2 separate regions of the Homo sapiens genome follow, and region 1 is linked to region 2. A link is an interaction called in ENCODE POLR2A ChIA-PET data of the cell type or tissue named here. Cell type or tissue: CD4-positive, alpha-beta T cell. All regions are shown on one strand. Region 1 has its middle 5.6 kb from the start of SLC7A5. Region 2 overlaps KLHDC4 (kelch domain containing 4).

Region 1 (5,000 bases), 120 kb after region 2:
ACTTCCTCCTCAGCCAGGGCTCTTAACATTTAACCTGAAAGACTGGTTTGGGCCAGGAAGAGAATCGGGGGTTGGACGGCCTCTTTAGACCTCTCCAGCACTAACACCAACACATACTTGAAGTCTATCAGACTTAAAGATTAACATTTTACAGCCTGTTCTCTTTGAAGCCTCCTAGCTAAAAGCTTCATCTGCATGATACAGCTTTCATCTCCACAGCCTCACCACAACCCAAACATTCCTTCCTTCCTTTCTTTCTTTCTTTCTTTCTTTCTTTCTTTCTTTCTTTCTTTCTTTCTTTCTTCCTTCCTTCCTTCCTTCCTTCCTTCCTTCCTTCCTTCCTTCCTTCCTTTCTTTCTCTCTCTCTCTCTCTCTCTCTCTCTTTCTCTCTTTCTCTCTTTCTTTCTTTCTTGTCTCACTTATCGCCCAGGCTAGAGTGTGGTGGCGCGATCTCGGCTCACTGCAAGCTCCGCCTCCTGGGTTCAAGTGATTCTCCTGCCTCAGCCTCCAGAGTAGCTGGGACTACAGGCGCCTGCCACCACGCCCGGCTAATTTTTTTGTATTTTTAGTACAAACGGGGTTTCACCGTGTTAGTCAGGATGGTCTCCATCTCCTGACCTCGTGATCCGCCCGCCTTGGCCTCCCAGAGTGCTGGGATTACAGGTGTGAGCCACTGTGCCCGGCCTCCAAACATTGCTTTCTACTGATCCCAGGTCTTTTGTGTTTTTCTTTTTTTTTTTGAGACAGAGTCTCACTGTCGCCCTGGCTGGAGTGCAATGGCACGATCTTGGCTCACTGCAACCTCTGCCTCCCGGGATCAAGTGATTCTCCTGCCTCAGCCTCCCGAGTAGCTGGGATTACAGGCACCTGCCACCACACCTGGCTAATTTTTGTATTTTTAGTAGAGGCTGGGTTCCACCAGGTTGACCACGCTGGTCTCGAACTCCTGGTGATCTGCCCACCTCGGCCTCCCAAAGTGCTGGGATTACAGGCGTGAGCCACCATGCTCGGCAACAATCCCAGGTCTTTAGACAACAAACTCAAACAATTGTCAACCAGAAAATGTTTAAATTGGTTGGGCGCGGTGGCTCACACTTGTAATCCCAGCGATTTGGGAACTTTGGGAGGCCGAGGCGGGGGGATCTCGAGGTCATGAGTTAAAGACCAGCCTGGCCAACATGGTGAAACCCCATCTCTACTAAAAATATAAACATTGGCCGAGTGCGGTGGCTCATGCCTGTAATCCCAGCACTTTGGGAGGCCGAAGCAGGCAGATCACTTGAGGTCAGGAGTTTAAGACCAGCCTGGCCAACATGGTGAAACCCCGTCTCTACCAAAAATACAAAAAAATTAGCTGGGCGTGGTGGTGGGCGCCTGTAGTCCCAGCTACTCGGGAGGCTGAGGCAGGAGAATGGCATGAACGTGGGAGGCGGAGGTTGCAGTGACGGGAGATCGCACCACTGCACTCCAGCCTGGGTGACAAAGCGAGACTCCGTCTCAAAAAAAAAATATATATATATATATATATATATATACACACATATATATACACACATATATACACATATATACACACATATATATACACATATATACACACATATATATACATATATGTATATACACATATATACATATATACGTATATATACACATATATACACATATATATACACACACACACATATATATACACACACATATATATATATAAACATCAGCTGGGCGTGTTGGTGCACCGCCTGTAATGGGAGGCTGAGGCAAGAGAATCGCTTGAAACCAGAAGGCAGAGGTTGCAGTGAACCAAGATTGTGCCACTGCACTCCAGCCTGGGTGGAAGAGCGAAACTCTTGTCTCAAAAAAAAAAAAAAAGAAAATGTTTACATTTACCTCTAGCCTGGAAGCCCCCCTCCTGCTTTGAGTTGTCCCGCCTTTCTGAACCAAACCAATGTATTTTTTAAATGTACTTGATTGATGTCTCATGTCTCCTTAAAATGTATAAGACCAAGCTGCACCCCAACCACCTTGGGCACATGCGGTCCGGACCTCCCGAGGCTGTGTCACGGGTGCGCCCTCAACCTTAGCAAAATACGCTTTCTAAATTAAAGGAGGCCTGTCTCAGATTTGCTGGCTTCACAACCCTTAATTGAAGTGGGGCTTCCTGGGGCCGCCTCTCTCCTGTGAGTCCCCTGCCGGGCTGGTTCTCAGTCACAGGGGAGAAATGCCTGCATCTTTTAACATAGCAAGGGTCCTTGCTTCTTCTGGAGGTTGTTTTTGAAAGCCATGCTTTTATTATGCTCAGAGGTGAGCTTTTCCTATCTGCATGCTTGACAAGGTGGGGCTGCCCTGAGTACGATCAGAAATTCCGTTCTGTTTCCAGGCAGATAGGTGTGTAGGGCAGCCACTCAGTCAGTGTTCGGCCTTAAAGACTCTTGCCAGTCAAGGAAGACGACCGAGGCAAGTCTCCGTCATTTTAGCTTTAAATGCCAACATTAGGGACGCGCACCTGAGAGACTGGTCTATGCCTTTCTCCGAAGATGATTTTGAGGGCTTCAATATTGAAAGGGGGAAGGGCAGGATATTGGGCAGTACACAATTTTCATGTGAAGGGGGTAGGGGAAAATTCAAGTTTTTGTCTGGTTTAGTGACTCTGCCGTTTCACGTAAGATACCCTAGACGATAGGGCAGCGGAAACAATGAGATATGCATTTGCTTCAGGTGGGCGGAGGGATGACTCAGTTCTGCCCCTCGTCCCAGCACCTGTGAAGATAAGCTAACGGTTCACATTGCCAGGGTGAACTTTAACAGAAGCGCTTAGGGTAAAGATCTTGGAGCCCACAAGGAATTTCCTTATGGGCAAAATGTGAGGGAGGTGTGTCGCTTTTCATCTTTTTTTTTTTTTTTTTTTGAGACGGAGTCTCACTCTGTCACCAGGCTGGAGTGTAGTGGGTCGATCTCAGCTCACTGCAACCTCTGCCTCCCGGGTTCAACTGATTCTTCTGCCTCAGTCTCCCAAGTAGCTGGGATTACAGGCGCCTGCCACCATGCCCGGCTAAGTTTTGCAGTTTTAGTAGGGACGGGGTTTCATCATGTTGGCCAGGCGGGTCTGGAATTCCTAACCTCAAGTGATCCACCCGCCTTGGCCTCCCAAAGTGCTGGGATTACAGGGGTGAGCCACCAAGCCCAGCCAAACTTTTCATCTCTGTAGCTGTTTGTTAAATAATTAGGAGCCGAAACAGGAGGCTGGTTCCCATGACACGGTCACCAGCTTCACTTTTCCCTTTCGTTAGCAAGTGTGGGGTCCCAGGATTTATGTTCCTTTCACACTCTCTATGCCATTTAATTTTTGCAGCAACTATAGTTAGTTGTCATTTATGGTTGGAGAAAAAGGGCAGTTCAGTAAGTGGCCAAGCCCAGCTTCAGACCCAGGGCAGGCCTTTAATCCTCGTGGCAATGCTGACTGCCACGCTGATGGCGCCACTTACATAGGCAGCCAGATTCATAAGCATGCGGATTCTCCCAGTTAAAAGAGAATTTTGGCCGGGGGCGGTGGCTCACGCCTGTAATCCCAGCACTTTGGGAGGCTGAGGTGGGCAGATCACAAGGTCAAGAGTTCAAGACCAGCCTGGCCAACATGGTGAAACTCCGTCTCTACCAAAAATACAAAAATTAGCCTGGCGCAGTGGCAGGCACCTGTAATCCCAGCTACTCGGGAGGCTGAGGCAGGAGAATTGCTTGAACCCAGCAGGCAGAGGTTGCAGTGAGCCAAGATTGTGCCACTGCACTCCAGCCTGGGCAACACACTGAGAATCCATCTAACAACAAAAAAAAGAGAACTTCATTTCAGCTGCCCCTGGTGGCACCTTGAAAGCCTCATTGCCTCTTCACTGGAAACATCCACCATTCTTGTTAAAGAAAAGACACTCATGACTTTCCTTCACCGAATCCTTCTAGCTTCTGTTTGAACACTTGGGTAGTCCCCCCACCCGTTTCCTGAAGTTCGTATGGGGGAACGGTAAACAGTGTCCATGCCTGCAAGTAAAATCCGAAGCCCTGCGATTGCTCAGTAACAGCTAGGAGCAAGGTTAGGGATTGTAGGGCCAGATTTTTTGCTTAGGTTCAACTAGGTAAAATAAAAATAGACTTTGCATGCATTTCAGGCACTGGGCTGATGACCGGCCACCAGGGAGGCTCCGCCCCACTTCTTAACTTTGGCCCCAACGTTAGTCTTGTTGCTGCTCTCAGATGTGCTCTGCGTGTCAAAGATGACTTGGAGGCTGGGCGCTGTGGCTCATGCCTGTAATGCCAGCCCTTTGGGAGACCAAGGTGGGAGAATTTCTTGAGCCCAGGAGTTCAAGACCAGCCTGGACAACATAGGGAGACCCCGTCTCTACAAAAAATACAAAAACTAGCCCAGCGTGGTGGTGGTGCACCTGTAGTTCCAGCTGCCGGGGAGGCTGAGGTAGAAGGATCACCTGAGATCAGGAAGGTTGAGGCTGCTGTGAGCTGAGATCATGCCACTGCACTCCAGCCTAGGCGACAGAGCGAGACCGGTCTTTTTTTTTTTTTGAGACGGAGTCTCGCTCTGTCACCCAGGCTGGAGTGCAGTGGCGCGATCTCGGCTCACTGCAAACTCTGCCTCCCGGGTTCACGCCATTCTCCTGCTTCAGCCTCCTGAGTAGCTGGGACTACAGGTGCCCGCCACCATGCCTGGCTAATTTTTTGTATTTTTAGTAGAGACGGGGTTTCACCGTGTTAGCCAGGATGGTCTTGATCTCCTGACCTCGTGATCCACCCTCCTCGGCCTCCCAAAGTGCTGGGATTACAGGCTTGAGCCACCGCGCCTGGCGAGACTGGTCTTGAAAAAAAAAAAAAAAAGATGACATGGAAGCAACAGTAGGAGCCGGGGTCAGAGTTCAGGCCCGTCCATCCGTGGATGATGGATAAACCCAGTGTAGTCCGCCATCCCTTGGAGCGTCATTCAGCCGCACACAGGAAGA
Region 2 (5,000 bases):
CATTCTGCCAGTGGCTGCGACACACCAGGAACGACACGAGCTATTTTACATGGAATATTTCATGTGATCCTCATGCCACCTGGGGAGCAGGTGTTCTCCTCCCCGTCTCACAGTGAAGAAGCTGAGTAAGGAATCCAAGTGAGCAAACAGCAGAACCAGGCGATCTACAGGGCCCAGCCCCTCCGCACCAGCTGCCTGTCACCTATCAACTCTCCGTGTGTCTACCAGACTCCCACGTGGGAAGAGGGAGGGTGGCTGAGAGTCAGTGCTGACATTACCTGGTGAGCACAGCGCCTCGGAGGTGGACTGGGGATGTCAACTTTGGTCCAGGTGTCCTTTCTGGTATTGTAGACATAGAGCTCGTTATACAAAAAAGTCTACAGGAAGGAAGAAGAATGTCAGTGTCACAAATGATACGCTTCCAAGGAAGTGGTGAGAACAATCTTAATCATGACAATTCCCTGGGAAACTGACATGCTAAAGGAATGTAAACCATACCAGCACAGGGAGGCCATGGGCTGGGTCCCCGGGGCCATTGGGGATGACGACACAATGAAAACGACCGAACGCCCACCAGGCCCATCAATCTGGAAGGTACTGAAAGCCCTCGTTGTTATTAGGACTGGTCATTCTCCTAATTCCAGCCTAGTTTTTTTGTTTTTGTTTTGTTTGAGATGAAGTCTCGCTGTTGCCCACAATGGAGTGCAATGGCGCAATCTTTGCTCACTGCAACCTCCGCCTCCCAGGTGCAAGTGATTCTCTGCCTCAGCCTCCAAGTAGCTAGGACTACAGGCGCCCGCCACCACACCCCGCTAATTTTTGTATCGTTAGCAGAGACTGGGTTTCACCACATTGGCCAGACTGCTCTCAAACTCCTGACCTCAGGTGATCTGCCCACCTCGGCCTCCCAAAGTGCTGGGATTACAGGCATGAGCCACTGTACCCAGTCAAGCCTAGTTTCTAAATGCACGAAAACTGAGAGACGAAGATGGACAAATGCAGTCAAACCCCCAAGGCCCATCCCGGGCTGCAGGGAAGGTGAGCTCCTGCTTTTGTGTGTCACACACAATTGTGAAACACAGGTCTTACTGGCCTGCTCAAAAATAAAAATTAGCCCTAAAATTTATCAGCACTTTCCGTGTTTAAGACAACCTGAAAGCTGAGTGTGAAACCTGGAAACCCGCTGGGAGGAAGAACAGCACAGACAACCACAAAGAGGGGTGCGCCCGCCAAGAGTGATGACGGCAGAGCTGGGCCTCAGCCTAAGTCCCAGGAATAGAGACCCCAGGACCACTGAAGTCATCAACAGTCATGCCAGGGCCTGGAGCATCCTGGCGACGTCTCACATCAGGCCTGACGGCTCAAGCGCGTGATACAAGGGGTGAAGGGGCTAACGCATATTTGATGTCACTGCCTTAAGTTAACTTTCTGTCAAATGATACTCACGCAACATGGGAAGAAAAGAAAAAAATATATACTTTACTTTTTGGCCGTTGAAATATTCACCTCCAAAAAGGATTAACTCATCTTTCTCAGGATGAACCGAGAGGGAGGCATTTAACCTACAAGACACACAAGCGGCAGGTCAGCAAGATCACCCCCGATACCCACCTGAGCGCTGTCCCCTTCCTCACAGAATCCTCTGTCACCACAAACTGGCTGCCTCTACACTTCCTGAAAGGAGAGCCTGGCATCGAGAAAGGAAGCAAAGGTGCCACTTGAACACCAACCCCTCTACCAGTGCCCAGGGCCACACTCCAAGGACAACCATGGAGCTGGACTGACACAGTGTCTGGTTGTATTAACAAAAAAAAAAAAAAAAAAAAAATTCCCCAGGCAGGAATAAGTCCAGATGCCCCTACTGATGTATCAAATGTTCCAGAACTGTTTTTTTGATTTGTTTTTTTTCATTTTTGAGATGGAGTTTCCCTCTTGTCACCCAGGCTGGAGTGCAATGGCACAATCTCAGCTCACCACAACCTCCAACTCCTGGGTTCAAGCAATTCTCCTGCCTCAGCCCTCCGAGTGGCTGGGATTGCAGGTGCCCACCACCACACCCAGCTAGTTTTTGTATTTTTTAGTAGAGATGGGGTTTCACTGCATTGGCCAGGCTGGTCTCAAACTCCGGACCTCAAGTGATCTGCCCACCTCGGCCTCCCACAGTGCTGGGATTACAGGTGTGAGCCACCGTGCCTGGACCTCAGAACTGTCCTCTTTTAAGAGCCTATCCTGTCAAATCACCTCAAAACCATTCTAAAAAGTCCAGTAACTAGGCCAGGAGCAGTGGCTCCTGCCTGTAATCCCAGCACTTTGGGAGGCCGAGGCAGGCAGATCACGAGGTGAAGAGATCGAGACCATCCTAGCCAACATGGCGAAACCCCGTCTCAACTAAAAATAGAAAAATTAGCTGGGCATGGTGGTGCGTGCCTATGGTCCCAGCTACTCGGGAGGCTGAGGCAGGAGAACCACTTGAACCTGGGAGTTGGGGGTTGCAGTGAGCTGAGATCATGCCATTGCACTCCAGCCTGGCGACAGAGCAAGATTCCATCTGAAAAAAAAAAAAAAAAGTCCATATGTAAGTACTTCAATATACATGCCAGATATCTTCCATCTAGAAAATACAAACAACTTTCTATTTATTTCACATGAGAACAAAAGAAGAGCTACAAGGAAATTACATAATAATATTATGGGCCAGGCCCGGTGGCTCACACTTGTAATCCCAGCACTTTGGGAGGCTGAGGCGGGCAGATCACCTGAGGTGAGGAGTTCAAGACCAGCCTGGCAAACACGGTGAAACCCCCCGTCTCTACTAAAAATACAAAAAGTAGCCAGGCATGGTGGTGGGCACCTGTAATCCCAGCTACTCAGGAGGCTGAGGCAGGAGGATCACTTGAACCCGGGAGGCAGAGGCTGCAGTGAGCCAGGATTGCATCATTGCACTCCATCCTGGGAGACAGAGCAAGACTGTCTTAAAAAAACAAAAAATAAATAAATAAATACATAGGGCCACTTCAGTTGAAAGTAATGAAAGACACAGTGACTATCTGGCGAATCACTGGGAAAGATCCTCCCTTCAGAGTCCTCTAAGACGGCGTTCCCCAAGGCGTGCTCCATAATGCCAACTCCAAAAGATGTTTCTCAAAGGAAAAACAGGTTTCAAGGTCAAGTGAGTTTGGGAAATCTGAGAACTCTATTTTCTATTGGGGATTTATTTGCATAGAAACATGTCATAGGCTGGGAATTTCTGCAGGAAAGAAACCAGTATTAAAAGCTAAACACAGAATCACCACATAATCCAGCAGTTCGTTCCCAGGCATTAGCTCAAACAGATACCTGTATGCAATGCTCGTTACGGCCTCACAAAAGCCAAACAGTAGAAATAACCTAAGTGTTGGTCTGCAGATGAGTGGACAAACACAATGTGGCATACCCACAGACGGAACAGGATTTAGCCATAAGAAGAAATAAAGTTCTCACACATGCCACAGAACTGATGAACTTGGACATACCAGGTGAAGGAAGTCAGTCACAAAAAGACACTTCTATGACTCCACTTACGCAAAATACCTAGAATAGGCCAATTCACAGTGACAGAAAGTTGACCAGAAGTCACCAGGGGGCTGGGGGAGGGGAAACAGGGAGCAACCATTGAAGGGTCTAGACACTTCTCCCATCTTTTGGCTTCCCTGGGCTACAATGGAAGAAGAATTGTCTCGGGCCACGCATAAAATACACTAACACTAACAATAGCTGATGAGCTTTAAAAAAAAATCTCATCATGTTTTAAGAAAGTTTACAAATACGTGTCACGCTGCATTCGAAGCTGTCCTGGGCCACCAGTTAGACAAGGTTGGTCTAGAGTTTCTATTTGGGGTGATAAAACAATGTTGCAACTGGTTAGTGCTAATGGTTGCACAGCGACATGAAGTAATTCCACTGAACTGCACAGTTTTAATGATTAAAATGGCAAATTTTGGCCAGGCGCATTGGCTCATGCCTGTAATCCCAGCACTTTCGGAGGCCGAGGCGGGCGGATCACCTGAGGTGGGGAGTTCGAGACCAGTCTGGCCAGCATGAGGAAACCCCATCTCTACTAAAAATACAAAATTAGCCAGGCATGGTGGCGCATGCCTGTAATCCCAGCTACTTGGGAGGCTGAGGAAGAATTGCTTGAACCTGGGAGGTGGAGGTTGCGGTGAGCCGATATCATACCATTGCACTCCAGCCTGGGCAACAAGAGCAAAACTCTGTCTCAAAAAAACCAAAACCAAACAAAAATAAAATAAAATGGCAAATTTTGTTAAACATTTTACCACAATAAAAAAAACTTTTTAGGTCGGGTGCAGTGGCTCACACCTGTAATCACAGCATTTTGGGAGGCCAAGGCAGTTGGATCATCTGAGGTCAGGAATTTGAGGCCAGCCTGACTCCAGAGGTTGCAGTGAGCTGAGATCGCGCCATAGCACTCCAGCCTGGGCAACAAAAGCAAAACTCCGTCTCAGAAAAGAAAAAAAGAAAAAAAAAAACTTTTTAAAAATAATAAATAGGCCGGGTACAGTGGCTCACGCCTGTAATCCCAGCACTTTGGGAGGCCGAGGTGGGTGGATCACCTAAGGTCGGGAGTTCAAGACCAGCCTGACCAACACGGAGAAACTCCGTCTCTACTAAAAATACAAAATTAGCCGGGCGTGGTGGTGCATGCCTATTGTCCCAGCTACTCCGGAGGCTGAGGCAGGAGAATCACTTGAACCTAGGAGGCTACAGTGAGCCGAGATCGTGCCATTGCACTCCAGCCTGGGCAACAAGAGCTACACTCCGTCTCAGAAAAAAAAATAAAGAGTGTTTCCCAAATTCCTCTGACCCTGAATCTTTTCTCACTGAATACCTATTGATTTTCTGCAGAAAAGCACCAAACACAACTTCAGAAACGATCTACACGGGGCCCAAACTGAGGTCCCCACCCAGCCACCAGCGGCACCAGCCCAGGTGTTGCCGCC

What was found. ChIA-PET counts read pairs that join two places held together with the same protein. Peaks named below come from ENCODE experiments on the same cell type or tissue, not always from the same donor. Only the 100,000 strongest peaks of a DNase experiment are listed, where the experiment ranks them.
Region 1: POLR2A ChIA-PET joins it to region 2 with 11 read pairs; 23 of 35 experiments call an interaction of 5 or more read pairs at or near these places.

The regions. Positions count from the first base shown.
Region 1 is chr16:87,872,617-87,877,616 of GRCh38, forward strand. No RefSeq gene overlaps it. Among named protein-coding and RNA genes, the nearest start is that of SLC7A5, 5.6 kb to the left of the region's middle. RefSeq lists an enhancer at 3,378-3,905. In CD4-positive, alpha-beta T cell, no CTCF peak of the experiment used is centred here; a DNase peak (open chromatin) is centred at 2,715; H3K4me3 peaks cover 538 bases.
Region 2 is chr16:87,754,916-87,759,915 of GRCh38, forward strand. It overlaps KLHDC4 (kelch domain containing 4), which reads right to left. Exons shown (of 12, transcript NM_017566.4): 3 at 1,484-1,562; 4 at 279-377. Among named protein-coding and RNA genes, the nearest start is that of KLHDC4, 8.6 kb to the right of the region's middle. In CD4-positive, alpha-beta T cell, no CTCF peak of the experiment used is centred here; no DNase peak of the experiment used is centred here.